3 separate regions of the Mus musculus genome follow, and all the other regions are linked to region 1. A link is a loop called in an ENCODE intact Hi-C map of the cell type or tissue named here. Cell type or tissue: left cerebral cortex. All regions are shown on one strand. Each heading gives the region's core, and the rest is flanking DNA. Links, peaks and the distances in the headings are about the cores only.

The links. A loop is a pair of places that touch in the nucleus more often than their neighbours do. Peaks named below come from ENCODE experiments on the same cell type or tissue, not always from the same donor. Only the 100,000 strongest peaks of a DNase experiment are listed, where the experiment ranks them.
Region 2: it touches region 1 in a loop (2.8-fold over the local background); 2 of 42 quality-filtered maps call a loop at or near these places.
Region 3: a loop joins it to region 1, with 2.7 times the contacts of the local background. A loop is called at or near these places in 2 of 42 quality-filtered maps.

Annotation. Positions count from the first base shown.
Region 1 is chr12:95,378,923-95,390,059 of GRCm38, reverse strand. It overlaps Gm26055 (a small nuclear RNA gene), which reads left to right and starts at 11,109; the gene lies at 11,109-11,137. In left cerebral cortex, for the core only: no CTCF peak of the experiment used is centred there; DNase peaks (open chromatin) are centred at 3,829 and 5,316.
Region 2 is chr12:95,309,217-95,320,353 of GRCm38, reverse strand. No RefSeq gene overlaps it. Among named protein-coding and RNA genes, the nearest start is that of Gm26055, 64 kb to the left of the region's middle. In left cerebral cortex, for the core only: no CTCF peak of the experiment used is centred there; DNase peaks (open chromatin) are centred at 4,766 and 4,943; H3K27ac peaks cover 1,820 bases.
Region 3 is chr12:95,481,051-95,492,187 of GRCm38, reverse strand. No RefSeq gene overlaps it. Among named protein-coding and RNA genes, the nearest start is that of Gm40551, 72 kb to the left of the region's middle. In left cerebral cortex, for the core only: no CTCF peak of the experiment used is centred there; DNase peaks (open chromatin) are centred at 3,578 and 5,495.

The DNA of each region.
Region 1 (11,137 bases), core at 3,252-8,251:
CTTAAAGTAATCCTAAAGTATGGTTTTATGTCATGGTTCATCAAAGCAACTTGTATATCTCATGATTGAAATAAAAATTATCAATGCTCTCTTGCTAAATATTTTTTAAAAGTCTATCATATATATCGGTAAATGATACATAATGTGAAATAGGAGAGAAGTCTACAAGCATTCATAGTTGGTTATACTTTTAATCCTTAAATTCATGTATTTATTGCATGCAAAGTAATTCCTGTGAAAATATTACTGCACCAAACAGTATTTGGAAAGCATTCTGTTGCATTTTGTCAACATACATTTTCTATGTGAAGAACCTGACAGAATCATGTCTAAGCTTAATTTCAGCAAGTCTTTTAATTTATGTTAAATTTCAAGGAAATACATTTAGAAGACCTTATATCAGAATATCTGTTGTAGTCATCGTCCTCTTCCCCTTCCTCTCTTTTCTCCACTTTCTTCTTTTTTATATTTATTTTTGGTTGCACTTAAAAGTCTTTCTCCACAACCACTATAATAATTTTGTTTCTTTTTAACCTTCCCATTCAGGATGCAAGCAGAAGGTAATATTAACCTTAGCTGTCTCTCTACTCATTCAAAAAAAAAAATCACCGAGGATATGTCATTGAAGAGTTTTATTCTTTGGGGAACCTTATTTCCAGAATCAAAACCATAAGCAGAACTCATGTACTAGTTTGAATAAGAATGGCCCCACAGGTTCACGTGTCTGAACCCATAGGGAGTGGCACACTGTTTAAAAGGACTAAGAGATATGGCCTTATTGGAATACATTGTAAGTTTTTGGGTGTAAGTTTGCTCACTGAGAGTGGGTTTTTAGTTTCAAGGTCTAAGTCAGGCCCAGTGACTCTCTTTCTGCTTACTTTCTCATTTGGATATAGAACTCTTGGCTCCTTCTCAAGCCTCCTGTCTGCCTGTTTGCTGCATTTGTTTTTGTTTGTGTTTTTGTTATTGTTTTTGTTTTGTTTGTTTGTTTGTTTTCCATGCTGACAATGGACATAATCTCTGAAACTGTAAGCAACCCCCAATTAAATGCTTTCCTTTTCAACAGTTGCCATGGTCACAGTGTCTTTTCACAGCCTCAGAACGTTGATTAAAACAATCCCCAAACAAATAAAAACAAACAGTAACATCCAACAAAAGTTCAATTCGCTTTGTGTAAAAATGATGCATCATAGTAAATGTCTAGGTTGTATTTCTCTCTTGGCATTTCAGAATTAACTGTATATTATATACAGAGAGCATCTTTGATACACACTTGCAATTACATTAATATTCTTACCCATGGTCACTCAGTTATTGTCACAAGAACTGAGGAAAGTATTTCTTCCTATAGTCCATGCCTGATTGGCAAATTTAATACATCCTCTATTACCTTCTATACTCTTTCCTATTAACCACAATTTGCAAATGCCAGTTTGTAATAAGAATTCAGACCCTATAGGGTATATTAATCTAAGTCTTTATCCACTGCTATCAAGGTATGCACTGCTGGATCTAGGCGATGTGTTCAGAGCAGAGTACAAATTGGCAAGAGCCACTATCTAATATTCAATGAAGTTAGAGAAGACTGAATGATTTTTAAAAATGTATCATTATTCATATCCAAGGCTTCCTCTGCACTTCTGTGCACCATCTGGTCCTGATGGTCGAAGTGCCAAAATACCATAAGGAAAGTTGTTTTTGTGGTATTTCCAGTCCAACCAGAATCAGAAAGTACCAGAAATCTCTTGAGAAAAGCTGTTGTCATAGGACACAGAACCTAGTTTGTCAGATCAAGAAGTTTAAGAAAAGTAGCTAAAATCACACTATGTTCCAAATTTAAATCCTCAACAAAGAGAGGATATTCTGGATTTAAGGTTTACCAGATGTCACACACAGAGAACCCATCCCACTACTCCTTCGTACACATATTCTTTGATCAGCTGCATTTCTTTGTAGTCATTGACTTGTTTATTCCTATTGCATTTGTGCATTTTTAAGAACGTGTTTATAGATACATAAAATAACAACAATTCCAATGAGAAATGAGTGGCAAAATGAAGCATCTATCAAATGGCTTAAACAAAATGTACACATTTTTTGTAGATTGCATATAAAATGTACAAAAATACTTTGTATATGTCAGGTTTCTGATAGTTACAGAAATCTTCTACGTGTCTTTATCCTTCTTTGCAAGGTAATCACAGCTTGTTACTGGAATCTTCAATCTCCATAGACTCAATCAATGCGTTGTAAACATAGTGCCCAAAAGATTTACAGTGGGTTGTTCAATTTGGCAGAATTTTCTTTTTCATTCAGTCTGAAAACCATCCTTGATTTATTGAACACTGACTTCAATTCAGGGCAATTGAGCTCAATTAAACAAAAAATTACCTCAGCACAGGTATAGAGGTTAAATTATGTATAATGGTATGGCAATTATTAAATTAGGCAAAGAAATGTACTATGCATGTACTATCCTAGAGCAAATGTCTGACAGTGCAAACTCGAAGCTTTTGTGTCTGACTGATTGAAATCTTGGTTCTACACCTGCCATTTGAGTAACCTACGGCTATTTACTTGCTTCTCTGATCTTCACATTTTTTTTTTCATCTAAAAATGTAAAACCAATTATTTTGCTGGGATGAAAGGATCAATGAACTATACAACAATAAAGTCTGGGAGGATAGCAGGTGCTCTGTCACCTCACTGATGCTAGTTTTATCTGAGGATTATGAAATAATAAACAGCTGCAGGGCAGATGCTTAAAGGATTGGTTATTACAAGAGTTCCTTGAAACTTGTGGTTAAGTTCTGTCTTATCCTTTGAAGAAAGAAGGTGTCACTATGGGCCTGTGGCTCACAGAAGCTATAGAGGAAATAATGCTATACTTCACTATGAATACAACCCATTCAGTTCCTATGGGCAATGTTTTAAAATGGTTCAATGCAGGAAAATGTAATGGCCTTAGAGGGGTATGGTCTGAGCTGAGATGTTTCTGAATTAATGTAAAATACACCTTTCATTCAATCATTGCTGGATAACATGCTATGCATGCCCTTGGGCCAGCCCCAATGAGAGACTTCTTCCAAATATAACTGAAATAATTCAAGTCTTTATATTCAGTGTCTGCCGTGTGCCGTGTGTGTGTGTGTGTGTGTGTGTGTGTGCGCGCGTGTGCTTGTAGGTTTGGAGGCTAGATGTTGATGTCAAGTGTCTTCCTCAATAGTTCACCAACTTAAGGCTGAGACAAGATCTCTCAATGAACGTGAAGCTCAAGTATCTAAACTCAGGTTTGTATCCTTTTATGGTAATTGAACCATTTCTCAGACCCCTAAAAGCCATATGTTTTAACTAAAAATAAAATTCTTGCCTTTGAATTTTCAGATAGTACTGACTCTTCTATATGTATGATAGTATAGTTTTCCTGAAAAGCAAATCTGTTCCTTAGACAACTGGTCCACCTCATTTATGTCCTGCGGAACATTTATTTTCTTTTTCAAGTTAAAGCCTGACAGGAGCCTCATAAAACCACACGGTGTATAGTTTTTCAGAGAAGTTTAGCCCTGATATACCAGGGTCTGGTCATTAAATGCAAATTCTTGGATCCCACAGTCCCAGAGTTGAACCCAGTTGTCATTCTGTTGGATTCCTTTAGTGTACAGTTTTACTATTCTGCTTTGGAACTCACTCAAAACACTGAATGAACTGACTCACTGTAATCCTCTTTACTCTCAGAAACCATCTTCTCTTTCTGAAATTTCCACAGAACCCATGTAATAAGGCAATTAAGATGTCACTTTTATGAAGCACCAAAGGAGTTCAACAACCCACCTTTGGGAGAACGCTGAATGAACCCTTCTCCTTGAACCTTGAGCAGACTGAGTGGGAAGCGAAGCTGCCTGCAGTTGCTTTCTTAACTCCTGTCACCCAGCAGTGGGGTTCATTGCCCAAGCAAAGCTAACATAAGCATTTTTTTTTCTTTGAATGATAAAACATATACAATTCTGTTTGAGCTTTGAGACATTGTCTTATTAGGAATGCAATCTGTCAAGGAAAGCAAAGAATGTCAGAAAAGAACTCCATTGTCTCCGTGTTATGTTACAATACTTTTATTAGAAGGTGGCATTCCCGAGGCTGCACCTGCCACTTGGCTTTGGGAACTGGCCAGCAATGAAAGAAAACTCAATGTGCAGTTAAAAATCTGAATGGCTCGACTGTGCATGGCTGTAACAAATACCAGGACTTAAACAGTTGCCTGCAAGGAATCTCAACTCTCTCTGTGTGTCTCTCTGTCTCTCTGTCTTTCTCTGTCTCTGTCTCTCTCTGTCTCTGTCTCTCTGTCTTTCTCTGTCTCTCTCTGTCTCTCTGTCTCTCTGTCTCTCTGTCTCTCTCTGTCTCTGTCTCTCTGTCTCTGTCTCTGTGTGTGTGTGTGTGTCCCTGTCCATGTCTGAATTACTTGACAGAGTGGTTTATTTGCTTTCCTTCATTATGTTCGCCTTAGAGAAATTTGTGGGAGCCTTAACAGCTTGTGCTTTAAAGTATTAAAAGTATTAACCTTAATTAATAAAAGTAGGAAATTTTAGCAATAAATATCAATATTAATGAAACAAAAACTTGAAAAAAATCCGTTGGAGGAGGAACACAATATGTGTAAGTGCATGTCTATATAGATATTCACATCTATAAATATAGCTCTTATGAATGTGCTAGATAAATTTTTTGCTCTAAAGAGATATGCTTTCTTCAATGTTCTCTCTTGAATTTCTGGTTCTAAATTATATAGAATATGTAGAAGCAATACTTGTTGACATTAGAGCTATTTTTTTAGATAGTCAGGTGGCAAAATTCAGTAAGTTTTGCTCATCCTTTCTTTTAGTTCTTGGTAGCTGCAGGCTAGGGGCACAGAGAAGGAGCAGAGCTAGAAAACTAAGCTGGACTGAAGGTAGTGGGAAAAACACGTTATTGCTAGCTATTTCTGGATACTTGATCAAACCACAGAAACAGTACCTGCTTAAGGAAATCCATAGCATCTCTTAAAAAACAAACTATAAATCAAAGTAGGCAGAGTTCCTTTTCATTAATTAAAGTGGGTTTTAATTCCTGGGAACTTTATTTGAGAAATGAGACAGTAAGCCAAATTGTCTTTCTAACCAAATAAATGGTTAGCTGCCACTGACTTCCAGGTTGAAGACTTCAGTAAAGCTGCTTCTTGGCCTTTGCTCCATATATCTGAAGACCTTGGAAAGTGATGACTTTATAGCATGTGACCACGTGGCTCTCTCTACTGTGAGGTAAGTGCAGAGCTCCAGCCTTCTCAGTGGGGGAGCAGAAAGAGTGATTAACTGAGTCCCTTTGAACACAATGCCAAAACATTCCTCTTCAGACTCAAATGAAACTTCAGCTTGGTTTATGCAAGTTATTGAATATGTTCTAGCACACGCATGAGGGTTTGTGTGTGTGTGTGTGTGTGTGTGTGTGTGTGTGTGTGTGTGTGTGTGTGTGTGAAGATTTATGGAGGAATGGTGACTGGGTGTAAATCAAACATGTGAAAGGCATTACATTCCGTTTTGTATACCTTACTTATCTCCATAGGTCAGGATCCAGGTTAAAGAAAGGTGAAATGTCAGGTCATTTTTAGCATGGTATGTTTTGCCTTTTTGTTTCTTCTGGGAATTTTTGTCTAACTGGTGTGTTTGCTTACAGTGATAAATCAGACTTAAAAGCCAATAAGCTTTTCTGAAATGTGACATTCTTCTGAACTTTAAATCAATTGCATTGATTCAATTGTAGAATATAAGTGAAGACTAATGCTTTTCATGTTTATTAGCTTCTAATTTACATAAAATTGAAGATGTTAATATAGTCCTGAGTTTTTGTGGAAAATTATTTTAGATGATTAAAAGAAAATAGGACCTCTGTTTTCATTTGTAGTGAAACATTAAAACATGCATCCAACTTAATTCCCACAACTTTCCCTCTTTTCTTATGAAAGAACACTTAGGAACATTGAGTCAGGGCAGCCTTTGTCAACCACACCATTGCTGTTAAAAGCAACATTGGTTTTCACGGCAGTTTTACCAGAAGTAAAAAAAAATAACATGTCATCTCTTTGGAAATTTTTAAAGTATAGAAATATTCACCAGTCAATATAGAACTTGCAGACTTTGAAACGCTTCCCATTAACATGGCACCTAAATTACTTCCCCTGAATATTTTATGAACTCCCATGCCTTGTGAAATGATTTCTTTTATTTCTGACTCTTAATCCTTTGTAGATTACATTGCAGATGTTAAGGTAATATAGTATTATTACAAAGTGATTGGGAAAGTGCATATGCCATGTTGTTTGATCAAAGGGAATAAATATCCTTTGCTTAAGGAGGACTTAACAGCCGTCATTGGCACGGTTTCTTGCTAATTTAGATTTAAAGTAAAACTCTCTTACTGAAGTGCTGAATCTTTCCTCTTTGCACTTTCTGAGACTCAATTTCCATGCCGACAAAAAAGGGTACAAGATTTCTGCCTCCTTTTTCAGAAGAATTACACTAGCCTTTATTCAACTACCTCTGTGACTTACGTTAGAAAGGGCTCAATAATGAGACTTCATCAGTTATTTTTCTTGTGTCTACCTTTTCCTGGCATTTATTCATCCCTGGCATGTTTACTCACATGGAAGACAAGCAGGTCTTCCCTTGTCATTGTTTAGAATTTGATTTGGCTGTAGAAATAAATCTATGTACTGAGGAAGAAAGTAGTTCACTTTGGTTGTAGAAATACATGACGTGAAGGTCAAATTAGGAAGATACACATGAACCGATAAACTATAAACTGCTATAGAGTGGTTATTGAGGTCACAGTAGGCATTCATATACTTTCTTGTTTTGAAACATTTATTTTGCTCTTCCTTCTCAATTCTTGCACAGCTTTTTTTTTTAAATAGACTATGAACAGACTATGTAAAAGTTTTCAAGGCTGTTATAAACATCAGAACATCAGACTCTTTTATTTTTTTTTAGTATAGAATAGAGTTTGTTTATTCAGGGCATGGGGAGGGGAGTTAAGAGTTAAGAGGGTAGTAGGGGCAGAGATAAAGGCAGAGAGAGGGAGAGAGTAGAGAAGTAGAGATCTGCCATGACCACATGGAAAGAGGGGGGAAGGGAATGGGAAGAGAGGGGGAACATGAGGGCAAGAGGTGAGAGAGAGGGAGAGAGAGAGAGAGAGAGAGAGAGAGAGAGAGAGAGAGAGAGAGAGAGAGAGAGAGAAGAGAACCAGACTTTTCTCTGAGGGAATAAAGCGTGATCTAATGGGGCCTGCACCCCTGTGAGTGGTGAAAAATACTCTGAACTCTGAATTCCTTGGGGTTTTGCAAGAATGGAAAAAGAAAAGGGGATAAAGGAAATCTCTCTCTCTCTCTCTCTCTCTCTCTCTCTCACACACACACACATACACATAATCACAGAGTAGATAAAGCATGATACATACACATGAATACACATGCATACACATACATACATACATACATAATACATAAACTTTGAGTGGATAAAGCAAAGCTCTGACCAACTTTACACATATACATATTTATATATACACAGTTGGTGTATGAAGCAAACTCCAACAAGCAGATTCCAACAACTTTATTTTTTCTCCCATAGCTTATATATCCTAGCAAAATCTTTTAAGGTATACAGAAATCACAATGTGGTTACATTCTATTTTTCGTTAAACGATGTATCACAATAAGAATGTGTAGAAAACCATGTTCCGGAATACCCTCATGTGAAGAAACATGTAGTACAAGTGAAGAAAATAAAAGCAGCAATAACAAAATATTCCCAAGAACCCAAATACATTCATAATTTGTCATTCATTAACAAAATGTAAACATTTTCTTGGCCTGTTTTTCCTTAATGGCAGTCCTCAGTTTGTGGTTACAGAGAAAGAATCAATTATTTTAGTATTTATCTTGAAAAGTAATCTTATAAAAATGTTAAAAGGAATCAGAAATCTAAATCTTTATATAAAGGCCAATAAGAGTCATTTCTACTTTAAATCCTCAGAATGCAGACTGCTCATCAGTAATTTTTATTAAGTCACAGCAGGAAGCTGAAGGAAAAATGGGTACAAGAACTTAACTGTCACCTTGATCACCAGTCCTGCTTCAACAAGGAGTTACTTTAGTCACTGCCATTAGGTTGTCATTGTTCCTTGTTCCCTGACCTTTAAAAACAATTCCTAGTTTAAAAATTAAGAGTGCGTTGTTCTGAACTTCAAATTGTTCTCTAAGATTTTTTTACAATAGAGCCACTAACAAGACTATCTTAACCTCACTAGCAGTCTGCTTCTCCAAATTCTTTCTAAGGGTGTTGGTCATTACAAATAATCTGCATTTCTAAATTCTTTCTAAGGGTGGTGATTGAATCATTAATCTGTTCCAGGAGCAACGCCTGTAAATGATCAAGCACTATTATTGTGAGTGCCAGAGATGCTGCCCAGTTAGGGACTGGAAATCCCCTTTAGAGTTTTTCATACAATTCTTAGATGAAGACAGCTGTGAACGCAACAAGCAGAGCAAAACTCCCTATAGCATGAAGTCCCCAGGACATGTAGTCCTGGGCTTCTGTTTCTCCTAGGTACAGCCTTCTTGGCTGTGCTAACCGGAGGGCCACATTTTGTATGTTCTGAAGCTGTTTTGCTATTCCTCTTGCACTGCGCTCAACAATGATGTTGCTGCCCTTGCTTCAATTATCCACAAACTAGGTACTTCACCTTCTCTGTTTTCAAAACTGCACTACATTTGAGACACTGATAAGCTATTTACATGCATCTTACCATATTCAAATATCTGCGTAGAAATTTGGAATAGATATTGGCATCACAGTTTGACTGATTTGGATAAAGCATATTTTGAGAAGTCCAGTGATTTTTTTCAAGATAAGAAAATGAAATGATTATTCAAAATTATATTTCTTTGATTTCAGGAACTGATACTTATAAAGGGATGAATATTAGAAAAATTAAGAATTTAGGTGAGAGTTCAATTTGACATTGCAGTAACCCAATATCATAGTAATCATAAAAAAAGGAAATAATTCTCTTATAAAGGAGAAAGGTCTTGAGAAATGGATGAGCTGTGATGATTGGACCTCATTTTTAGCAGTTTTGTCTTCAAAACTGTCTCATTACCAATGTTGAATAAAACAAGAAAAATGGCTATGCAATAAAAATTAAATTGTTTAAGAAAGAAATAAGGCAAAAAACAAACATGACTTGTACATTCCTGAAGGAAAAAGCACATGTATGTATGTATGTATGTATGTATGCATGTATGTAGTATGTATGTGTATGTGTATGTGTATGTATATATTTTTATTATCCTTTAATCCTTTTTTTAAACAGTCCAGTGTTATCCCCCTCCTGGTCTTTCTTCCAACCACCCCCTATTCTACTCACTCTCTCCCATCTCCAAGAGGAAGTCCCCAATTCCCTACCTACCCAGCCAGGTCTTCCTATTGCCTGAGGCCCCAAGTCTCTCTAGAGGGAGGGTTAGGTGCATCTTCTCTCACTGATGCCAAATCAGGCCTCAGAAACTCCCCCCTGAGCTGGATCCTGGTAGGATTGGCTGAAGGAGGGAGAGGCCGGAGTTTGAGGCCAGTCCGGGATACACATTTATTTATATGTTATGTCAGAGCAAATGCTAGTGACCGATTTTGTCTAACAATGTGATATTGAGGTTTTGATTTATAAGTAGAAATAGTTTTTAAGTAATAGAAAAATTATGAAGAAATGGTAGGATAATGACAAAATGGGCTTTATTTTCAGAATGATGGAAGAAAATACTAGATGAAACAACTGTTGGAGCTATGGCGGGGATTTGGGAAGAACTGTGCTTGAGTCTTTCCAATAAACTTCTTCTGCTTTAAGTGCAGAATTAGTGCTCTCTCCTTCCTTCTTCTCTCTCCTTCCTTTCCCTTTGCTCCTTCATTTCCTTCTCACACATTTTTTGCTTGTTTGCTTGCTTGCTTGTGATAGTATCCTACTGTACAGACAAGAATAGCTTTTACTTCACAGTGCTCAACATCTGTAAGCCCCCTGTGCCCCAGGATTGCAAACATAATCCATCATTCCTGGATCCAAGAACAATTTTGTACCCCTATATTTCTGTGGCTGAAACACTATATACAGATGTTTCTATATAACTCTACAAACAATTGTTTCATTTAGGAAGTATAAATGAATAAAGTAAAAAAAAATTATACCATTGAAGTTGTCAGATACTATAAATCAGTTTGACTTGTGTTTATATTGATTATGTAGGTTAAAGGAAGTACTCAAGAAAATTAAAATATAACAGCTTTAAAGTTTAAAATGATTATTAGCTGATATTAACCAATATTGATGCCATATATTCTAATATATGTCTTTTATAGAACTTACAATGAGTTATTATAGATGTATTTATGTGTTTAGTATGAGGTATCCATCTTATGTATTAGGAACATTTCCAGCAAATACAGCCATGAATATATACTTCTATCTTTCTCTAACAACCACGTGTCAGGACATGCTCAGCATCCTTAACCCTGACTCGGAATGACCACCCTTTAGCTTCTTGGGCTGGTTGGCTCCTCTTGTTATCAAATAGTTTTCATTGTCTTTGTTTCCAAAAGTACTGTATGAACTCGTCTGGTATCTGTCACACACCAAAATGTCCCACGCCCTATAATTCCTTTGAGGTTGAAACATGTTACTCTTGTTTGTCTCCAGGACACAACAAATGATTGGCATATAGGAGGTACTTGGCAGTACATGTGGAATGAATAAATGAGCCACATACAATCACCTCATAGAGAAAAAATGCCTATATATAAATAGAGTGGTTATAATTATTTGCAACTAAAAGTACAAATACTTTGGTTAATATTGCCACTAGGTGAAAAAAGAACTCAGAAATTGCATATTACTACTTACTTCTTGGGTCAGTGTGAGTGATTATTTTATTGCAAAAATACCCTAAATTTAGCATTACTATTTCCTCACTTATTTTGCTAGTTACAATATAATGGCTTTGGACACAATGTAGTTTTAAACTTTAAAGCTGTTATATCGTGCTCGCTTCGGTAGCATATATACTAAA
Region 2 (11,137 bases), core at 2,111-7,110, 69 kb after region 1:
TGATGTCTGGCAGCATTACACCCGCAACAAGTACTGTGATGGAGGTTCATGCATGTGTGCCTCAACAAAGGGCTTAACAGGAAGAAGTTGTTATCTTACAAGAGTTGATAGTAAGAAGTAAGGCAGCCTTAAGATTGACAATGTTTTATACTTCTGAAAGTCTCATCAAGGCTAGGAAGCGGTTTGTCTGAAATTAACAATGACAGTGCAGAGAAGATGCTATTGAAACTAAAGTTTGTGTGAGAAACTATTTTTACAACAATAATTTGACCTATAAGATTGTATCTAACCCGTACTTTGTGGAACTTTAGATGACTACAATTGAGTAAAGTTTCTTGCAGCTTTAAATGCCTAAAGAAAAGTTTTCTGAATTTAGCAACAATAAAGTCTGGCCAGAAAGAAAGGAGTCATTTTACAATGGGAGCATCAGGCAGATATTTTTTAAACAATGTATTAAAGATTAATATTACCTATAAATTGTATATATGTGAGACTTTATTTCATTTCATATTTATTCTGGCATTCATAGTTTCTTCCCCAACTTACCATATACACAAGAATTATACACTCTGGGATCATTTCTATAGTTTATTTCATGAATGATATTATTGTCTCAATAAACGGTAAATAGTACTACAGCAATATACATATATGTAAATGCCACCTATTTAGTTAAAATTGAAGTATTGCTAGCCCTATTGTTGTTTTGTTTCTGTGTGTATTTGTGAGTGTGTGTGTGTGTGTGTGTGTGTGTGTGTGTGTGTGTGTGTGTATGCATGCATATGCATCTATTTGCAGATACAGATTTACAAGTGTACAAACCAGTGGTGGATGCCAGGTGTCTTCTTCTCTTGGTTCTCACCTTATTCTTTCGAGACAGGGTCTCTCAAGTGTGTCCATAAACCTGAAGCTTGCCCATTAGACTACACTATCTAGTCATGCAGTCCTATGAATCCTTCCTTCTCCATGTCTCTAGATTTAGGGTTATAGCTCTAAAACAAAACATGTGGCTCCTTCTCTATTAATTCCTGAGAGTTTCACTTACATCTTCATAGTTCCTAGATATCTACTTTATCAACTGAGTCATTTCCGTAGCACATATTTCTGCGACTTTATTCATAAGGACTAAAGCTATCAATACAGCCAATTAATCCAAATTTATATGAAACATCAGGCTGTATAATTGGTATTGGACATCCAAATTCTTAAACAGTTCTCAACAGGAGTTAGAAATCATTTCAGGATTACATGGCATATACTCAATTTCTCTGTGCTCTGGTTCATCTTCAGAGACTATACCTGTGTGTAATACACTCTATCTGAGCAGAGAGTGAAGCTCTATTACCAGATCAATCCATTTCCTATTCTTATAGCTGGTGGTGCAAACACTTCATTTCTCTACAGATTTAGAAATGCATAATACACTAATACCATAGAATGATGGTAAAAGACAGAGCATTCTGCAAAAATCGTGCTGAAGTTCTGATTACATGAAAAGGCGTGCTCAACTCAGATAATGAGTCATAGGCAGCAATAGAGGGTTCACATAGCTCTTCAGTGAAAAAATCACTTCAAGCCTAGGTCTGATTAACCTCTGGGGACAGATGAGATCAGAAGCCCAGTGTATCTGGCTTAAGGGTATCTCTGTCCCTCTATGATATAATGAATGTCTCTGCATTCAGGAAGGTGGTAAGGAAGCAGGTTTTCTGATAGGTGACTTGGAGATATAGGAATAGGGGCCAACTTTCAATCTTTGTAGAGGGAGACTTGCCATTGAAATGCCTAAGTTTTGACAGGAATACTGCAGCTGCTTGCACTCACGCCTTAAATTGGAGTGAGGAAAAGTCAGGGTCTGTCATTGGCTGATGATGGATTTTCATCTGCTCATAACAAACCCGAGTAGCTCCGACAGCCTGTTGAAATAAATTTAATGTTATTTTGGAAAAAGAGAAAGAAAGCAATAGTGGATTCTTTTTTTTTTTCAGCTAAATTCAATCCTGTGTGGGAGTAAGGCTAACATAATTTGAAGTGTCACAGGAACCTTTAATCTCCCACGGGACTTTTTAACTTGTCCTTTCCTTCTTCTGCCTCCCAGGCTTCCCTTTTCCCTTCATGGAGACAGGTTTGCTATACCTTGTGTTTGAGTGTCTTTTGCCTGGACATTAAGGGAGTTTCTCCATGGTTATATAACACAAGCATGTACTTAGTATGAGTATCTTTCATAATCCCCAGGGTATCTTTATCTTGCTGCATAGGTGAAAGGTCACCCAATGGAGAAGCTAGAGAAAGCACCCAAGGAGCTGAAGGGGTCTGCAACCCTATAGGTGGAACAAAATTATGAACTAACCATTACCCCCAGAGCTCTTATCTTTAGCTGCATATATAGCAGAAGATGGCCTAGTTAGCCATCACTGGGAAAAGAGGCCCCTTGGTCTTGAAAACTTTATATGCTCCAGTACAGGGGAATGCCATGGCCAAGAAGTGGGAGTGGGTGGGTAGCTAAGCAGGGCAGAGGGAGGGTATAGGGAACTTTCAGGATGGCATTTGAAATGTATATAAAGAAAATATCTAATAAAAAATTTAAAAAAATTAAAAAGTAAGCTCAAATAATCCCCAAAGGAGTTACTGGTTGGCTCTGAACTTTCTGTGTCCCTAAAGTAGTAGATAATAAGGATAGATTTGCAATCTCTCCTTTGGGGCAATATTTTATCAATAAACATGGCCTTTCTGTTTCCTGACAAGCTAATGATGATGATGACAGATGTTTGTCTTTCTTTCTTTCCCAGACAAAATATACCATCAGTTCTAGAGTTTATCCTGAATCAACTGTAGAAATAACTATTTTAGACCCCATTGAGTTATATTTATTGAGATACTAGAAATGAATATATTATGTATAAAGAAAATGATAAATACGTCATAAAATTATTATAGGAGTAATATCTCCTCCTCACAATTGTGTTACAGTTATACATTTATACATTTTAATCTTTTATGCTCTCTCCCTCCTTCTCTCTCTCTCTCTCAAACACACACACACATGTACACACACACGCACACACAAGCAAACACAAAACCACACATTAATTAATAAAATTTTGGGAAAAAACACTCTTTTATTAGATCTCCATATTCTCCACATTTTCACTGATAGTGATGATTTTCTTCCATTTTGTTTAATATATAGTTCCTTATACTGTGACTCCTATTCTAGCAGCATCTTTACTATCTGGATTAATGAGAAAGATTGTCTGGCCAATACCTCAGATTTACCCATCCAGAAATTCTTGAGTCAAGGCCAGCAAACTGTCACAATATCTCCTCAGTAATTCTGATACATGCTAGTAAGTGGGAACAGCTGGTAAGCAGTGTTTGGTAGTAGGAGAGAATTCCAAGTTTACAACATAAAACCATTGGGGGCTTTTGTAAATTTTGTAGCAATGCTGGTATGTTGCTATGGGAACAGACAATATGTACAGAATCCAGTTATTTGCCCCGTGTTTCTATTTTTTTTTTTAACTAACCCTGAAACTAATGGTTCTTCTATCTGATTTTATTTAAGGTCCTTATCATTCTTACATTTAGAATTTACCTTTATAGTCTCTCATTTGAGAGACCATTCTAATCTCTTGATATTTTCCCTTGCAAGCCTTTCTTCTTTGGTAAGTCTATGGTTTGGATATAAAATGTTCTTCCCAAGATTGATGCGGTGAAATACTTGATTCCTCCTGATGGCTATTTTTAACAAGATGGTGGAACATTTAGAAGGTGGATTTTTCACTTGAGGAAGTGGAACACTGATGATAAGCTTTCAGAAGTTATGGCTTGATTCCATTTCCTATTCTTTAATTTTCTCAACTATGTATATAACAAGTCCAGAGGCATCTCTATTCTGTTCTCCTGCTTCCTCCACCATGTTGAGTTCTATCATTTTGAACCATAAGCCAAATTACACCAACATTTGGTTCCTCAGATTGCGTATTCTTTTGTTCTTTGACTCTTGTGGCTAGGTGCTGCCAATGATAGAACAAGAAAATAATTTTACCTCTATAATCTTTTTAATTCTTCACTGAGATGGATTAGTCAGGGTGATTTAATTTTGTGCAGAACATTGGAATAACAAGGGAAAACCACGCATATGTATGAAGTTTTGGTACTTCATGTGTATTCTGTAGATACTTAGATGAGTAAAGTTATGGAAGGTTAAGTGGTTAATGTTGAAAGTCAATTTACCAGGGTCTATAAACATCTAGAAGACAAGCTTCTGGGACTCTCTGTATGTTTCTGAGTTAAGTTAACTGAGATGGGAAGATATACTCTTAAAATGGGTGTCTTGATTCCATGGACTGTGACCCTGAACTGAATTAAAGCAGAACACAAATAAACAAACAAAAAACAAAAAACAAATAAAAAGACAGACCAGGAAACAAACAACAACAACAAGATCCATTTCTTTATGCTTACTATGAATGCAATGTTACTAGCTGCCTCAAGCTCCTGCAAGCCATCTTCTCTTCTATCTTGGATGGTATCCCTACCAGTGCATGTAAACCAAAATAAGCCCTTCCTGTGTTGAGTTGCTACAGGAAGAAATGTAACTCTAGCATGAGTAACTAGTACAGGAGGTGATTTTTGGCTTCAATACAGATTTCTCCTGAAAGGAATAAGGGTGTTAGGAAGGCAATAGAGGGGAGCTGCCTAGAAAAGGCACAGAAAAGGGGGGGTGGTTAGTTTGGCTAACTTCTGTCTTTGGTGCTTCTGTCATTCTGCTTCCTCCAGTGATTTCTCAGCCTTGTTTCACAGTACAAGAAGAAAGATTTATAAAGAGAGCTCTCTTCTAAGATTGCCAAGTCCATTTAGAAAGGACAAGTTCTACTTAGATTCAGAACATTTCCTGTGTCTGTACTTTCTTAAAATAATGAGCTCAAAATAATCCTTATGGCACATAGGCATGGTCTGGGATAGTTTATTCTGGTTTCCCGCAGTCCCACTTTTTGACTGTCCTACTCTGATCTGCTACAGATCTCATCTGCTGCTACCTACTCTTCCAGACTTGGTTTTGGCCATTGATTTTCAGGAAATCATGCCTAAACATAATCATTCTGAAGTAGTCTTCTAAAACTTATAGCATACGGAGATTTCATTCTTCCTTGCAGCTTGACTTCATTGTTAAAGCAACTGGGCAGGCTTCTATGTTACTCTGAGCTTTGTGATTCCTCAGGTTATATTGATTAGAGCACAGTATGAAGTTCTGAGCAGTGTCTATTTAGTTTTATAAGGGTCTTTCTGCATAGCCCTGGCTGTCCTGTAGTGCATTAGACTGGCCTGATACTCCCAGACATCCACCCACCTATGCTTCTCAAGTGCTTAGATTAAAGGTGTGCAGAACTACACCTTGTTGTTCCGTGTCTTAAATGAGATTCTGAAGCCTTTTTCGAACAATTGATGGGAATGAAGGGAAAGATAATACTTTTGAAACTCTTAATACAGAACCAGGTAGCAAGTATTCTTTAAATGGTAAAGCTTTACAGGGAGCTGAGAGAGTTCTCTGAGTAGAGATATTTTTCTGTCAAACCCTGTGAACCTGGGTTTGATCCTCAGCACATATTCTTGTTGTCATTGATATTGTTTGTAATTGACAGCATGAGGGACAAAAGTCAATATGAACAGGAGTTTGCAGAAGTAGATTTCAGCTCTTTTGGGTAATCAATGGGAGTTCAAAACTTCACTAGAGAAAGATCAAGTAGATAGTGGGAGCAATAGAAGAACAAAAATTTACAGCTGAATTTGGAAAGGGGACTGAGCTTCTGCTGTGTGGAAAAAGGATTCCAGACTAGGAATCCATTCTGACAGAAGAGCAAAGAAAGTTACATTCAGATGGCAGGGGCTTCCGATGAAGGTGGTGTCAAAGTCTGTGGCATTATAGAAGCTCAGCTGACACAGCAGCAAGTGTTTAGAGAGGACTGATTTTACTCTCTGTGACTTCAATTTGTGCAAAATGCTAGCACAGAGTATGAAACCCTACAAAGTAAGAGTCCTGGTTATGATGGCTCCTGTATGTCACCCTAACATGGAAGGATTCAGTAGAGGATTACTATGAGTTTGGGGTCAGCACAGGTGACAGAGTGAGGGCCTGTCTCAAACAAACCAACAAGCAGTATTAACACCAACACAATCAGCACCACAACAAAACACTACGGAATCTTTCAAGAATGCTGTGACAAATTTCTTTGTTGCCAGATGGTGGGCGCTGTGTAAACAGTGTAGTGTAACCTTCTAGAATCTATGAGGGAGACTCTAGTGGGGGCTCCTAGTAATGGTGGCTGTGGAGATGGGAATTGCCAAATTTTTACCCAGGCAAGGTTTCCAGTGGTGGAACTGGTTGACATTCGATTGAGTTTTTGGTTGAGGAGGTGCCTTAAAGATCTCTAAACAACCCAGGCAGATGCTAGAACAGAAATTTGCTTTCTGAAAATTGGCAGTGGGGCCCACTTGCTAAGGTCAATATCCTTACCGCTTATTGAGTGTAAAGGGCTCTAGATGATGCCTACATGGAGCCTTCAACCCTATGTTCTAGTATTTTTGGTCTGAAAAGTATTTTTGGTTCATCAGTGTATAAAGAGAGCAATCCAGGCACCAATACAACCACAAAGCTTTGAGAGGGAGCCTATGGTTTATATTGCTTAGATATGCTGGAATCTGAGGGAGACTGGATGCCTCAGAGATCTGCGGAAAATCCAAATGCAACTGGGAAAAAATAATCAAGGAAATGTTTCCAAATGGTAGTCTTCTATACTCATAAAAAGGTACCTCCCTCCAGTAGAAGATGGAAGTGCGTGCAGCAACCCACAGACAGATGTTATGAAGAGAGAGTCTGAATCTGAGGTCTCTATCTGGTCCTTCCCCTTGTCTCCCCCTGGAGCTCCAGGAGCCCAGCAGAAGAATGTGAGAAAAACACTGTGGGCATCAGAGAAGATAAAGGACACCAAGAGAACATGGTCCACTGAATAAACGAAGCAGGGCTCACCAAACCTGCAACCCATGCAGGATAGGCTTGATTCTGTGCTAGGTCCTCGGTTATATGTTCAGTATATTACTTCTCATTTGTGGGACTCCTAACAGTGGGGGCAGGTGTGTCTCTGACTCTGTGGCCTGCTCTTGTTTCTCCTTTCCTTCTATTGAATTACCTTTTCAAGACCCATATAAGGGCTTTCATTTCGTCCTGTTTTATCTTGTTTTGTACTGTTCAGTTGTTATTTCTTGGAAGGTCTCTCTGAAGAAAAACAAAGGGGAAGTGGCTCTCAGGGAGAGTAAGTTGACAGGAAGCTTGAAGGAGTGGAGGCTGGGGAAATTGTGGCCAGGGTTTATTGTATGAAAGAAGAATTTATTTTCAAATAAACAGAGAACATATCATAAGACCCACCTTACTTAAAGGATACCAACACTGATCAAGACCCTGACCACCACAATGTAACTCACAAAAAAGTTCAAACTCTTATTACTAGTTTTTAACAATAAAGTACTTGAATGATGGCATGTACTTTACTGTTTTAGACCTGATGTTACTGCACAGTTTTAGACTACACTGGAATATAAGCATAACTTTTATATACACTGAAGAACTAAAAAATTCATGTGGGCTTACTTTATTGCAATGCCTTCTTTATTGCTGATATGAAACCAAACCTACAACATCTATAATGTGTGCTGTATTGAAAATCTGGAAGAGAGTAGGTTATTCATCCAATAGACAATAAAATAGATGTTAAACACTTTACATATCAAGACAACGTGCTTAAAATATTTTTATTAAAATTTCTCTTAAAAACACTCATAGAAAATTAGACAATTCAATATAAATTTGAGAATTGCTTTCATCTTGTCTTACTGTTCTCATTTCATCAGTAAAAATAATGTTCAAAATTATGTCGACCTTGGTTTTATTTGGCTAGGAAACAAAGTTGGACTAAAAAATCTTGTTAGAAAATATAGTTGATTATAATAGAATAATACTGTATTGTTGGAAATAGCACTTGAAATAACACTTAAAAAAACAAAAAGTGTTTTAAAAATAGCTTTTCTCTTGTATAAAGATGATAGTTCCATCATTTGTTAACTAATGTAATGATTTCAATATTCCACCTAAACTAAAAACCCACTATTTTGCTTTGTTGCTTCTTATCTCGATATTCATTATATTAAACAAATTTGAAGCATTTAATTACACCTTGTCATTAGGAGATTTCTACTCATTGCTTGAATCAAGGCATGGTTGGTAGGACTAGTTTTCAGGCAGCATTAAATCACTGTCACTCATTGGAGGGAGCAAGTTCTGCCTCCTACATTATTAAGTGATCAGAAGCAACTGATGGCCATGAAGTAGTGTAATGCTGTAGTATGGAATAGCTGTCATATAAGACAAAACCCTGCCTATGTACGTAGATATACTTTTCATATGCAACAATTGCACCCAGCTTAAAACAAAAGCTCATAATTTTTGAAACACACTTCAGATTCCACAATGTGCCTGCTCCCATGAGGCTACACTGTATCTTACCCATATTTATGTATTCAATTGTGAAGGGAGTCAAGTACATGCCACCTCAAAACTGACACACTTCTATGTTGAATAAGATGCTCAAAGAAACTTGTATCAGAACTTCAACTTTTATACCCCAAGAAATAATCTCCTAACATGGACCATATTTGTCTTCTCCTTGTTTGATATTTGATAAACCAAAGGAATTAAACTGATGTCACAGAAATAAAAATTAAGAGTTACCTATACCCAGGGACCTGCTATATACTGTATTGTTTGTTGTCATGCTTCAAGCAAACTCATTTTCCTTAAATATTGATAGTTTACCTAAAGGGCCCATTTCTCTCTCTTCCATGATTCACTAGACTTAAACATTTTTTTCTTGTTATCTTGCTTGACACTTAGCTTCTCACAATTCAAGTAATGGTTAATGCTCTCAACTTGATAGGATATAGATGACTGAAGGGACAAGCTTCTGGATATGTCTGTGAGAAGTTACCTGTGAGGAATTATCTACACTAGGTTAATGGAAGTAGAAACAACCACCGTGAGTTTAGGCAGTGTCATTTCATGGTTAGCGGTACTGAACTGAACTAAAAAGTGAGTGTAGACTGAGTATAACACGGATGAGTATTATCTACTTCATCAGTGTTGATGCTATGTGGATAGTCATGCTTCCACTCCTGCCCCATTCATTCTCTTTAGGGTTCTATTCCTTTGTCTCCAGAAAGGATTACTTTCTAAATCTAAGCAAAAATCAAGCCTTGCACACATTGGTGTGCCTTTCAATGAGAAATACACAGAGATATCATTATGGTGTAGACATATATATGAGAAATTAATCACATCACCACACAAATTAGAATCTGTATATTGGGTCACCTAATCTTTTCTCTGATCTGGACTCAAAGAGCACTACTAATGTACCCGACTGAAGTCTCATTCATCTCTTATATCACCCAACTAGGGACCAATCCTCCAACATGGGAACCTTTCAGGAGATAGGTCACAACTAAACCAGTAATCAGCAAAGAAAACGAGCCTTAAGTCAGTAGTATTCTTGCATAAATACACACGTACACTGCCTAGTAGCTTCCAAATGAGTATGTTAGTCCATTGTTCTCAGAATCTTATGACTGTAGGAAGAAGTAGCTAGTCCAGAGAGATGAACACTTTGGTTATATACCCCTTGAGATTATGCATATGTACATATTTTCTTTGATAAAATGCTGGGAAGCATAAAACATTAGACTCTCTGAAAGTTCCATTCATCTTTCAATATGGAAATATCTATGACCTTCTGTACACAGAAGAGATGTCAGTGCTGACCTGTAGTTCATCCTACAACCCAGCAATACTTTGTATACTTTTGTATGAATGTATACTTTACATTCCTAAGTATATGCCTAGTAGACATCTATAGGATGCTAAAAGAAACGTGGTAGCCAAAATTTTCGACATCCCAAATTCTCATCAAAATTCAAGTGACATGACTATTTGGGTAAATTCTCACAAAGATGAATTGCAATAGAGCACAAGGAAAGAAGGAAGAAAATATAAACTGCACGTGACTGTCATAAGAAGGGAAAGTAAAACATAAATGTGGTGTGTGTATGTGAGTGAATGTGAGTGTGTGTGTATGTGTGTGTGTGTGTGTGTGAGTGTGTGTGTGTGTATGTCAGTGTGTGTGTATGTGAGTGTGTGTGTGAGTGTGTGTGTGAGTGTGTGTGTATGTGAGTGTGTGTGTGTATGTGAGTGTGTGTGTATGTGAGTGTGTGTGTATGTGAGTGTGTGTGTGTGTGTATGTGAGTGTGTGTGTGTATATGAGTGTGTGTGTGTATGTGAGTGTGTGTGTGTGTATATGAGTGTGTGTGTGTGTATGTGAGTGTGTGTGTGTGTATGTGAGTGTGTATGTGTATGTGAGTGTGTGTGTGTATGTGAGTGTGTGTGTGTGTGTGTGTGTGTGTGTGTGTGTGTGTGTGTGTGTCTGTATGTGTGTGTGTTCGTGTGTGTATTTAGACTGGAATACTGAAAAGGTAAAATGCTTAATTTTTGTGTCACCTTAAATAGAGTGTAGAGCATCTAGATATTCTGAGCATTTTAATAAAAGTATTTTGGATGTGATATTTAAATCTGAGTAAAGCAAGATGCTTTTCCTAGTATGGATGATCCTCATTCATTAAGTTGAGGAGTTGAATAGAAATAGGAGGGATGTTCTCCTACCTGAGTTCTTGTGATTAAGACACTGCCTTTTGTCTACCTTGAAATCTGAATTGAATTACAAATCAGCACTTTCACCATGACGATAGCCAGTTGATCTATATACTGAAATTCATTTCCTTGCCAACTCACTCTGTAGGTGTTGGCTTTGATAACTTTCATAAGTGCACCACCAGTTCCTTATTTTCATATATACAAAACATGTATACATACTGTTCTATTTTCTGTAGACCTCAGAAGTTTTGTCAGGTACCAGCAATATTTTGTGTATTTGAATTCAGTTAGCTATATCTTCATCAGAAGAGAGCAGTCGTGTAAGTTTAGGTTGAATCTAAAAAGTGGAGAATTTTTTCTTTAGGTTTTTGAGAACTGTTAGTT
Region 3 (11,137 bases), core at 3,535-8,534, 100 kb before region 1:
CCCAACTGAAGCTCCTTTCTCTGTTATAACTCCAGCCTTTGTCAAGTTGACACACAAAACCAGCCAGTACATCTGTCATTAAGGCAAAAGCTAATACATACATGAGAGAGGATCCCCTTTTTAACACAGGAATGGGCATGAATACATATGAATCACTAGCTTTTTCACTAATGACTCATATGTGTAAATCCCACAAGGATTCTTTCCCTAGAATTCTGTAAAGCAGCTGTTGAACTAGATGACTTGAGTATGTTTTTCTTTCTTTCTTTCTTTTGTCTCTTTCGACAAAAGTTTTTTAGTAAAGATGAATCAAAAGGAGACAGTAGCTTTTGCCTAAAACCAAATTAAATATGGAAGAAAATGGAAACCTGATCTAGTTTGTGCCATTTGATTGTTGGCCAAATTATGGGAGAAATAACATTTGCAACAGAATTCTAAGAATCTACTGGGATTTCATTTGAAGGGTGTCATGCTGTCATCCTCTGAACAACAAGCCCTGAAAGAGAGTCTGAAACAAAATGACTCAGAGTGTCTCAACTGGTTAAGTGTTAACAAGAGGAATAATTCACACATTTAAGAGATACAAAACATTGCTTCAACAGCACAATTCTTTTTCAATCTTACTGAGTTTTCCTGGATTAAAAAATAATTGGAGTTAAATAGAAACAATAAAACAAAATGTAATTCTGAATTAGTTTGCACTCTTAGTTAGCATGAATTGTTAACTTGAAAAAGTATACAGAGCTATAATAGAGGCACTACCTCAGTTAGATTGGCTTATCTGCCTATCTGTGGGAAAATGATTTGATTATTAATTGATGTAGGAGGGTCTAGCCTATTTGAGCAGTACCACCCGTAGACAGATAGCCCTGGGTTGAAAATAAACCTATTTAAACATAAGCCTCTGAACGAGCCAGGAAGTGGCACTCCTCCATGTTTTGTGCTCTAAGGTTCCTGCCCTGACTTAACCTCAGAGATGGCTTGTGACCTGGAAATGTATGCCAAATATATCTTTTGCCTCTCACATTGGTTTCAATCAGAGTATCTTATGACAGAATCAGAATGAGACAGGAAGATGCATGTTGTGTCTTCTTAGTAGCTCTAGGAGAGAAAGGACTTGACTTCTCAAGAACTCTTTATAGACTGTGATAAGTGATATGTCCTACAGTACTTCGACATTCCACCAGAGTTAATTCGCCCTTCAGTGTTTCATGCCTCCTAGAATCATTTTCTTTTGGCATGATCGCCATCGAAAATAGAGACAATATCCCATTCTAGCTCATAACCTAGAGGCTGTTACTGAAAGGTAAGAGGCAGACAAAGCAGGGGTAACGTGATAAAGCAGTGACTGGAGACCTAAACAGCACAGGGCAAGGCAGTGTCAAATGCCATCATGCTACTCAAAAGCCAGAGTTCAGAGGTGGCATTGATTCAGACAATTTATACTTACTATTTGATGTAACCCAGTTGACTGAAACCACATATGTGAATCCACAGATAAGGGGGCACTACTATGTGACAAACAAAAGCAATAAATTAAGAATATAATTAAGTAAATACAGATGGACTCCTAGTGCTTAATTACTCCAAATCTCTACACAGCAGCATGATTCCTAGAATATATACCACCCACCATATCTACAGACTCTTAGAGTCCACGCCCTTTACAGATTTCATGCTGAAAGCATTCTCTTCCCTCTGACAGTAATAATACACAGAAATACCAAAGAAGGATTTTACACATGACAGGTACATATCTTTTAATTCTTAATTCTTAATCATCTTTTCACCAGTCAAAGTATAATATGCCCATACTAATAAAATATAAGTTAATATATGTCATGAATATCATTTTGAATCTATCTTTTAATAACATTTATTCTTAACCTAAATAGACAGGTACATTTAGGAGAATTATAAGAGCACATGGCTCAACTGTCTTTTAATAGTCCTTAATTAGAGTAACAATTTAAACAGAGGTCTCTACAAAAGCAATGATTAACTTCATTTCAAGATGACTGCCATATGGAATACCCTTTTCCAATTTATATAATTGCTGTGGATTGAATGTGAAATGGGTCAGGTATTTAAACATCAGTTCCCTAGCTGATAATGCTGTTTGGGAAGATTATGCAACCTTTAGAAATGAAACCTTTTGAAGGAAGTACATCGATGGGACATCTTTGAATTTATGTAATCTGCTTCTAATGTTTTGTTCTTTCTCTGCCTCTTGAGTATGAATACATATGATCACACTAATTAGTGTTGGTGTTACCATGTTTTACTTGTCATGATGGGCTCAATACCTTTAGAACTGTCCTTGAGTTGTTTTTCCTCGGATATTTTTTCATAGTAACAAAAATAGACTAATTTAGTAACTATGCATACTTAGACTAATTTATTAATATTCTTAAAGGAGAAAGATTAAGCCAGACTGTAACTTTAGAATTTTTTAATAAATATGCTATCCCTCAGACACTTTACCTTACTTTATTTATTTATTTAATTTTTGGTGTTGTGATTTTCCACATACTTTATGGATGTTTATACATGTGGGCGATGACGACATGTAATTTATGAGGATGGCTTGTATTGTCCTGGCTGGTGAGTCACTTCTGAATACCACAGCAGTTCTGATAAATCAGTCTGCAGTTGCAGCACATTTCTTTCTTTGAAAAGGAAACAGAGCCCATTTGGCACATGGAAAAACCCTCCTTAAAACCTCCCTTTCCCAAGGTTTTGGGAACATTTCTAATTTGAGCTTCACTGGAGGACTTCAATCCCATTTACATGCACACAAAATAGATATTTTTATGTTGCATCTGAAAGAGAAATTGAGAAATCCAGGGTGGAGAACACAATGAGTTACTTGGCATAAAAATTAAACTGGACACCTATGTCCCTTAGCCACCATCTTTAGCTATTGAACATCTACCATGATACGGTTTCTACCTCATAAAATCATGGTTACTTTAATTTGTTAGGTCACATTAAACATCCATGTCAGATGAAATAGCAACAGATCATTGGATTAACATTTTACTTCAGTGTACTCAAATAATGTACGATTTATTTCAAGTTCAATATACTTAGGAAAACACACACAAAGGTCATGTTATCCATATACTTTATAGTCATCATTAAGTAAATGACTTTGGCAAATGTCTATCTTTATAGAAACATCAATACTGTGGGTTTGGAAGTCATGGAGGTGACAAAGCAGTGACCAAATCTTTCTTACTCCTACTGACATGGGTCCAAAACAGAAAAGAAAACATAGTGAAATTTTTGCACCAGTGCACAAGGCAGAATTTTCCAAAGTGATAAAAATCTAGTACTGAAAGCAACATCCCCCACACAGTTACTTTTACAGCAAGTAACGGGACATTTTAAGAAATCAACCACATAAACACTAGGAGAGCTGGGAAGTTTGTTTTCAGGAAGCCACAAAGCTCAGGACCTGTGCAAAGACAGAGCACAGTGTGCTGCTATTCTGGTGACTCCACTGTTTGTCTGTCCCTCGAGTTGGTTTCCAGCTTGTCAAATTCAGTTGGCTTTTCTACTTTGTTCTCCCTACAGAGGAAATCCGATGAACTCAGCTCATATTTTCCTAGCCTGCTGGTGAGCAATGACTGCTCTCTGAGCCATGAAGCAAATGGAATCACACAAAGCCAAGAATGTTAGAGAGGAGACAAATATGGAGCCTGGTGTAGAAGAGTCCCATTTCTCCTCACTTCCTCCTAACTTCCAGAATAAAATACCCCATTGATTCCCACCACGAATTCTGTTCCATGGTACTCAAAGAACTTCAGTTCTAAGTTCACTGGGGAGAACATACAAGTATGGTCATCTGTAACTGTGCTGAGTTCAATTTTTTTCATTTCAGTCCTAGACTGTGTCTAGCAATTTACACTTACTGTTGTCATTCTCTAGGTATCTTAAATGCACAGTTTATGGCACTCACTGTCATTGCTAGATTCTCTGCTGAATTCCCTTCCAAAGCAACTTCGTTTGGCTTGGTAATTTTCACAAGGTGTGTTGCTAAGGTATGTGTGAGACACTTTAGCCTAGATAAGTGCTTCCTAGAAGGGGACAGAGAGCAATATTAAGTCATAGGAGACTTTTGACAGACTGTTTTGGAAGTTTGGGCTGTTGTTAAAAGTGAGTGCTTTTGAGTGTAGTTAGTAGAGACACAGACCAGGGATGTTGCATGGCATCCTGAAGTGCATAGAACAACTATTAAAAAGAACAAATTTATGAAATTCCTAGGCAAATAGATGGACCTGGAGGGCATCATCCTGAGTGAGGTAACACAATCACAAAAGAACTCAAATGATATGTACTCACTGATAAGTGGATATTAGCCCAGAAACTTAGTATACCTGAGATATAAGATACAATTTGCAAAACACATGAAACTGAAGAAGAACGAAGACCAAAGTGCGGACACTTTGCCCCTTCTTAGAATTGGAAACAATCACCCATGGAAGGAGTTACAGAGACAAAGTTTGGAGCTGAGACAAAAGGATGGAGCATCTAGAGACTACCATATCCAGAGATCCATCCCATAATTAGCCTCCAAACGATGACACCATTGCATACACTAGCAAGATTTTGCTGAAAGGACCGTGATATAGCTGTCTCTTGTGAGACTAGGCCGGAGCCTAGCAAACACATAAGTAGATGCTCACAGTCAGCTATTGGATGGAGCACAGGGCCTCCAATGGAGGAGCTAGAGAAAGTATCCAAGGAGCTAAAGAGATCTGCAACCCTGTAGGTGCAACAACATTATGAACTAACCAGTACCCCGGAGCTCTTGACTCTAGCTGCATATGTATCAAAAGATGGCCTAGTCGGCCATCACTGGAAAGAGAGGCCCATTGGACACGCAAACTTTATATGCCCCAGTACAGGGAAATTCTAGGGCCAAAAAAAAAAAAAATGGGAATGGGTGGGTAGGGAAGTGGTGGGGGACGGTATGGGGGACTTTTGCGATAGCATTCTAAATGTAATTGAGGAAAATACGTAATAATAAAAAATATTAAAAAAAAAAGAACAACTCCCCCAAAACAGCATCTACCTAAAGTTTCCAGTAGTGTCCAAATTGCAAAGTCATGTTATAGAGGCAGTTGTCACAACAATCCCAGAAGGAAAAAAATATGCTGGCTAATGATGTATTGATTAGTATTCAAGTCAGATGAAATTCTTAGAAACTACAGACACACCAACTCTATTCAGGCTCATTAGATGGACTGTTCAAGCAACAACACATGTCATCCCACGTTACATTCTTTGCTAGTGTATACAGATTCTGTCACACAAACCTTTAGAGAATCTAGTAGACCTGGAAATTTCCTTGTATATCTTGCAATACTCAGTATAACAAGAACCATGAAAAATTTCCCAAAATATCCTTCCCAGTATGCTTGGAGAAGCATCTCAGAAGGTTGAGCTAAATAAAAATTCTCATGCTCACTTAGACACTTGGTCATCAGGCCTGATATAACCAAAAACTACTTCAACAAAATTAGAACTGCCTACTCTACTTGCTTTTTGTAAGTGCATGGAATTCAAATAGAGGGAATGATGCATCCAGGGAAGGAGCTAACATTATCTCTTGTGTGGTGTGTGTTGGGGGGGATTATTTTCTTTATAACAGTCTATGTGCTGGCTTGGGATAAATTATAAAACTGAAACATATTCTTTCACTGATTAGATAATTGCAACTCTCAAATGAAATTTGTGTCTCCCTGTGAGTGTAATTTTCCTTTATGCCAATGACAGCATACAATGCCAGGACCACCCTCTGTGCTTACTAACTATTTTCCCAATGTGTGAATTTTCTTAACTCTTTATTGTTATACAACACATATGGAGAATGCATTAACACTCCCACATTCCTATCAATAACAATAGGATGGATATTTTTAGGTAGCTATGTGCTAGACAAAAGTAGAATATGGATGTGAAAATCTAATTTTCCTAAGTCTGTCTGACTTTCCTTACCCAGGAGGAGGAAAAATGAGTGCTTTCTTACAAGCATTTCAATCCTATGGAGACCATTCTTCATTACCAAAATTATCTTTAACTTCATTGGTATCTAAAAGCCTGGTAAATCCTTACTTTAGAATTTTCTTAAAGTTACAACAGCAAAATTATGTTCAGCACTTTTCACTATTAACTATTGAAAACAACTTAAATATCTATACATATATTTAAATTATATGATGTGGTCACTGTAATATTCTTCTATGGACAAAAAATGTACAACTGAGTCATAGAAATCCTTCCTGCTTAGATCCTGGCCAACTCTTTCCAGAGAAAGGTGCTTTCACAATTCAATTCTGATACTTCAAAGATCCCCCCTCCCCACCCCCACCCCTGCCACCTTCCTATAAGAAACTCATCAGACTCAACCTCAAGGATCAGCTCTTCAGTTCACAAAATGATTCCTGCTACTTTGCAAATTCTATAAGGTCTCTTCCTGATTTATCTGATGTTTCATTGCCTGTTTGAATGCACACTTAGCTATGAGATTCTGTAATCTCTGGGTGTAGACATTTATATATAGGGTAACTACATCTCATGCCATCTTTATTTTTCCCCATTAATAAATTAATTAATTTACTTTACATTCCTTATTTCTTTTTTTTCCTTTTTTTATTAGATATTTTCTTCATTTATATTTCAAATGCTATCCTGAAAGTCTCCTACACCCTCTCCCTCACCACCCTGATCCCAAACCCACCCATTCCTACTTCCTGGCTCTGCCATTCCCCTGTACTGGGGCATATGATCATGACAAGACCAAGGGCTTCTCCTCCTATTGATGGCTGACTGGGTCATCCTCTGCTACATATGCACCTAGAGACACAGTTCTCAAAGGTACTGGTTAGTTCATATTGTTGTTCCTCCTATATGGCTGCAAACCCTTTAGCTTCTTGGGTACTTTCTCCAGCTCCTTCATTAGGGGCCCTGTGTTCCATCCCATTGATGACTGTGAGCATCCACTTTTGTATTTTCCAGGCACTGGCATAGCCTCACAAGAGAGAGCTATATCAGGGTCCTGTCAGCAAACATCCATCCTATATACAACCACCAAACCCAGACACTATTGCATATTCTTTACATTCCTATATCTGCTTTCCCCCTCTCCTCCAGTCCCACTCTATCACCTCTGCTACCCCTACCCTTTTTCTTCAGAGATGGGGAGACCTCAACCCATTAGATCCTTCCCATGTAGGCTTCTGTTCTCTAGTTGATGGTTCAGTTTCTGGGAAAAAAAATATGGGCCCAGATTAGTTGATTTTGTAAGTTTTGTTGTGGTCTCTTTGATGTCTCTGGCTCCTTGAATCCGTTTTCACCCTCTTCCACAAGAGTCCCTGAGCTCCACTTAATGTTTGCCTGTGGGTCTCTTTGTCTGTTTCCATCAGCTGCTGGGTGAGGCCTTAAGATTATCGTTATACTTGGCTCCTGTCTACAAGTATAGCAGAATATCATGAATAGCATCCATTGTGGGCTTTCTCTGAAGACATTGTTTTTAAGTTGGGCCAGCCATTTGTTGGCCATTCCTATCATTTCTGCTCATTCTTTATCCCTTCATATCTTGTAGACAGGGAAATTTTTCAGTGGAAGATTACTATGACTGGGTTGGTATTTCCATCCCTCCATTGGAAGTCATGCCTGATTATGGGTGGCGGCTGTTTCAGATTTCATATCCCCTGTGGCTAGTAGTCAGAGCTAGGGTCACTTTCATAGATTCCTGGGAGTTTCCATGTCCTCAGTTTCTGGCTTGTCCCAGAGATCCCTGCCCCTGACCAAGTCTAGATCCCTCTCCTATTTGTCTCTCCCTCAAGTCCTCCCCAGACCTACAAACCTAAGATATCTTTTATACATCTTAACAGAATGAACCTGGAAAATATGAGGTTTTGATGTAATTTATAAGAGACAAAGTCAGTAATCGATACTGATGATGACCTAACTAATATGAAACTTGGTAACAGAAACCCCCAGAGGGGTCAGTCAAATAACTTGGACTTTTGGAGTCTCACAGAGACTGGACCTAGGGGCTGTATCTGGGCTCCTTACAAATTTGTAGCACACTTTCATCTTGCTCTTCCTGTGGGTTCCTCAACGATTGGAGCAGTGGCTGTCTCTGACTCTGCTGTCTGCCACTGGATCCCCTTTCCCTGGCTGGACTATTTGGTTGTGCTTCACTGGGAGAAGATGCAATTAGTCCTGATGGGACTTGATGTCTCAGTGCCAGGGCAGAGTGATATTCAAGGGAGAAGGGGAGATGGTAATTTGGGGAAGGATTTGTAAGAGCACGACTGGGAGGAAAAGATGCTGGACGGCTATGATCATGACGTAAGGTGAGTGTATTAATAAAAAAGAAAAAAAAAAAGGAAGAGAACATTGCCACTGTAGTTGAAGGGCTAGAAAATGAATCAAGTATGAATCAAGGAATTGTATAACCAATATTTTAGAAGACCTAATATAGGTCTCCTCCTAAATCAGGTTCCATTGCTGGAAACCATATGCAAATTTTATAGTTCACTCTTTCAGAATAAGAAAAGCTGTGTATGATTCAAGTGTCACAAATACTTTACATGTTTTTCTAAGCAGCAGGTTTCCTGTGCTGGGAGTTAAAGGGCAAGTGTAAACTAGAGAACACAGTCTACATCTGCCTGACAGATATAAAAACACTCCAAACAACCTCTATAAACAGTCAGGCTGGCCACTTTTATTCTGGAGACAAGAGACAAGACTGAATCAACATTGTGATCAAGTTGCTGCTATTACAACCGGAGGCTCTGCCCTTACTGTGCTCTCCTGTGTAGTAACACTGACAAGCCCTTCATGTCCGTTGTATGGCATCAAATGGCAACAGTCGCCATTTCTGTCTTAACACTGAAGTGCATTCTGGAAGGCAGCTTGTCCAGATAGGACAGATTGCTGGATTGTAATGGATTATAACCCTGTGGTTATTTTTTTTTATATGTTTAAGATGCTCCTCAAATCATAATTGCCAAAGCACACAATAAGTTCAGCATCTCTTGACCAAGTCTTGTCAGTCCACTATAATTTTTAAAATGAGGGAAGAAATAATGTGAGAAGAGATATTAGATATTAGGAGGTTGTGTCTGAAGTAAGAAATGGTGCTTTCTCCTTAGAATTGCCTAGGGCAAGAGTAATGGATAAACATTCCTTAAACACATTCCCATTTTCTTCTTCCCTTCTGTGTGCTACCCTAAAGAAACTCCTTACATGTTTTATTTACCCACAATGTAGAAGACTGACTTTATAAGCCATAAAAAAAGACATGAAAGTTTAAACCTCAGAAAGAGATCTCAGTTTTAAAACTCAGATTGCAGTCGCAATGAGTTTAGTAGCACCATTTGCTTTAATCACTCAAAAAAATTAATGTTTATGGTGAATGAACTTTGATAAGCTGTCATGGCATTTTTGATGGGCTTCTGTGATTTTTTTTCTGGTTGAAATACTGCTCTCAAATTGGACTCAGTATACAATGAAAACATACATAGCATAAAAGTATAAATGGTGGACGTACATAGGGGCCATTTGAATTCTGGGGAAATCATATTTAACTTGAATAGGTAATATTTCTAGTGATCTTGCTGCTTTACACTGGTTCCAAAGGGCTTCAACAGAATGCTAACAAAAGCGTTCAAGCCCAGCTTACTGCTCATGCGTTCAGAAAACTACCATACAAGAATGTTTTCTTCTCTGCCTCAGACTAAAAGCCTAAAGAATGTGAGTCTTAAGCACACCGGATCTTGAGAATTAAGTTGTTACATATCTGGATACTCAAGCTATTTATTTTTGTAAGAAACACTTTACAAGGTTCCTTTTTAATGTGAGCCAATAGTGCAGCCTTATGTACACTGAGAAGACATGAGCTTAAGAATCGCTCCAGCACACTAAATGAATTAAGATCTTCAGACATGCCTTTGAGACCAGTGGGGAATCTAATACATAATGTTGGGAGAGTTTATTTTTCCATGTATCTTCCAATTCCCGCCCAAGCTAGCCCTGCCACTTCATGTAACATGTTGTAAAGAATTCCTTGCTGCAGTTATACCAGTAAACTCAAGTGCTTCTGGTCCACTTTGCATGAGATAAACATGCACATGTGGTATTCATTTCAAGTACATTTCATCTGGGGCTGCTGTCATTCCGTCCAGATAACTGACAGACACACATAGACACTAATGTGGTGCAGAAAATAGTATTAGTATTATTACTTTATCTGGGTGTTTAATCCAGCCTGCAAGATTGTTTTTCATGTCTGGATAAAAGGGTGGACGGGGCTGTAATCCTACCGCTGGGCAATCTGTCAATCATAAACATCAAGGAAATGAAATTCATCTGCTTTGATAAGTTTGCTAAAGGAGTTTTGGAGTCAACTCTGAAATTTAACTGTAACCCATTTGGAGGGAAAATGTGATTTTATGAAACAAAGGGATTTTTTTCTTTTTTCTTTTCTTTTCTTTCTTTCTTTTTTTTTTTTTTTTTTTTTGCATTGGATGTGGCTACATTTTTGAGATTATTTACATAAGTTTTGAAATTATAGTCCTCTAAATATTTAGATCAAATATTAAGTTTATGGGTTTTTTTTTTAATCCTGATGTTTAGTTTTTCCACTTGGAGCCAATTATTTATTCTGTATTTTTATTTTTTCATCTAACCATAAATTTTCTCATTGTTATTATTGTGACATTCATTTGTATTTACTGGCTTTAAATGCTGTCTAATTCTAAGTATTTTAATGTTGATTTATTTATTATATGTTGGGGGTGGGCAGGTGTGTGTCATGGTACACACATCAAGATCAGAAGACATTCTAAGCAAGTTCCTTCTGTCTTTACACCAGGAATGTCCCAGGGATCAAACAGTTTGTCTAGTTTGACAACAATCATACTTACAATCTCTTTGGCTGAGACCCATGTTTTTTTAACACTAGTCTTTGTTACCTTGACTGGCCTAGAACACTGAGACAGACTTAATGGCTTAGTATATTTCTTAGTATAAAAGTTGAGATCATGGCTAGAGAGAATGACTAAGACTTCATATGTAACCTCCTGCATTGTGACACACATCTCTCTTTTCTTTTTGA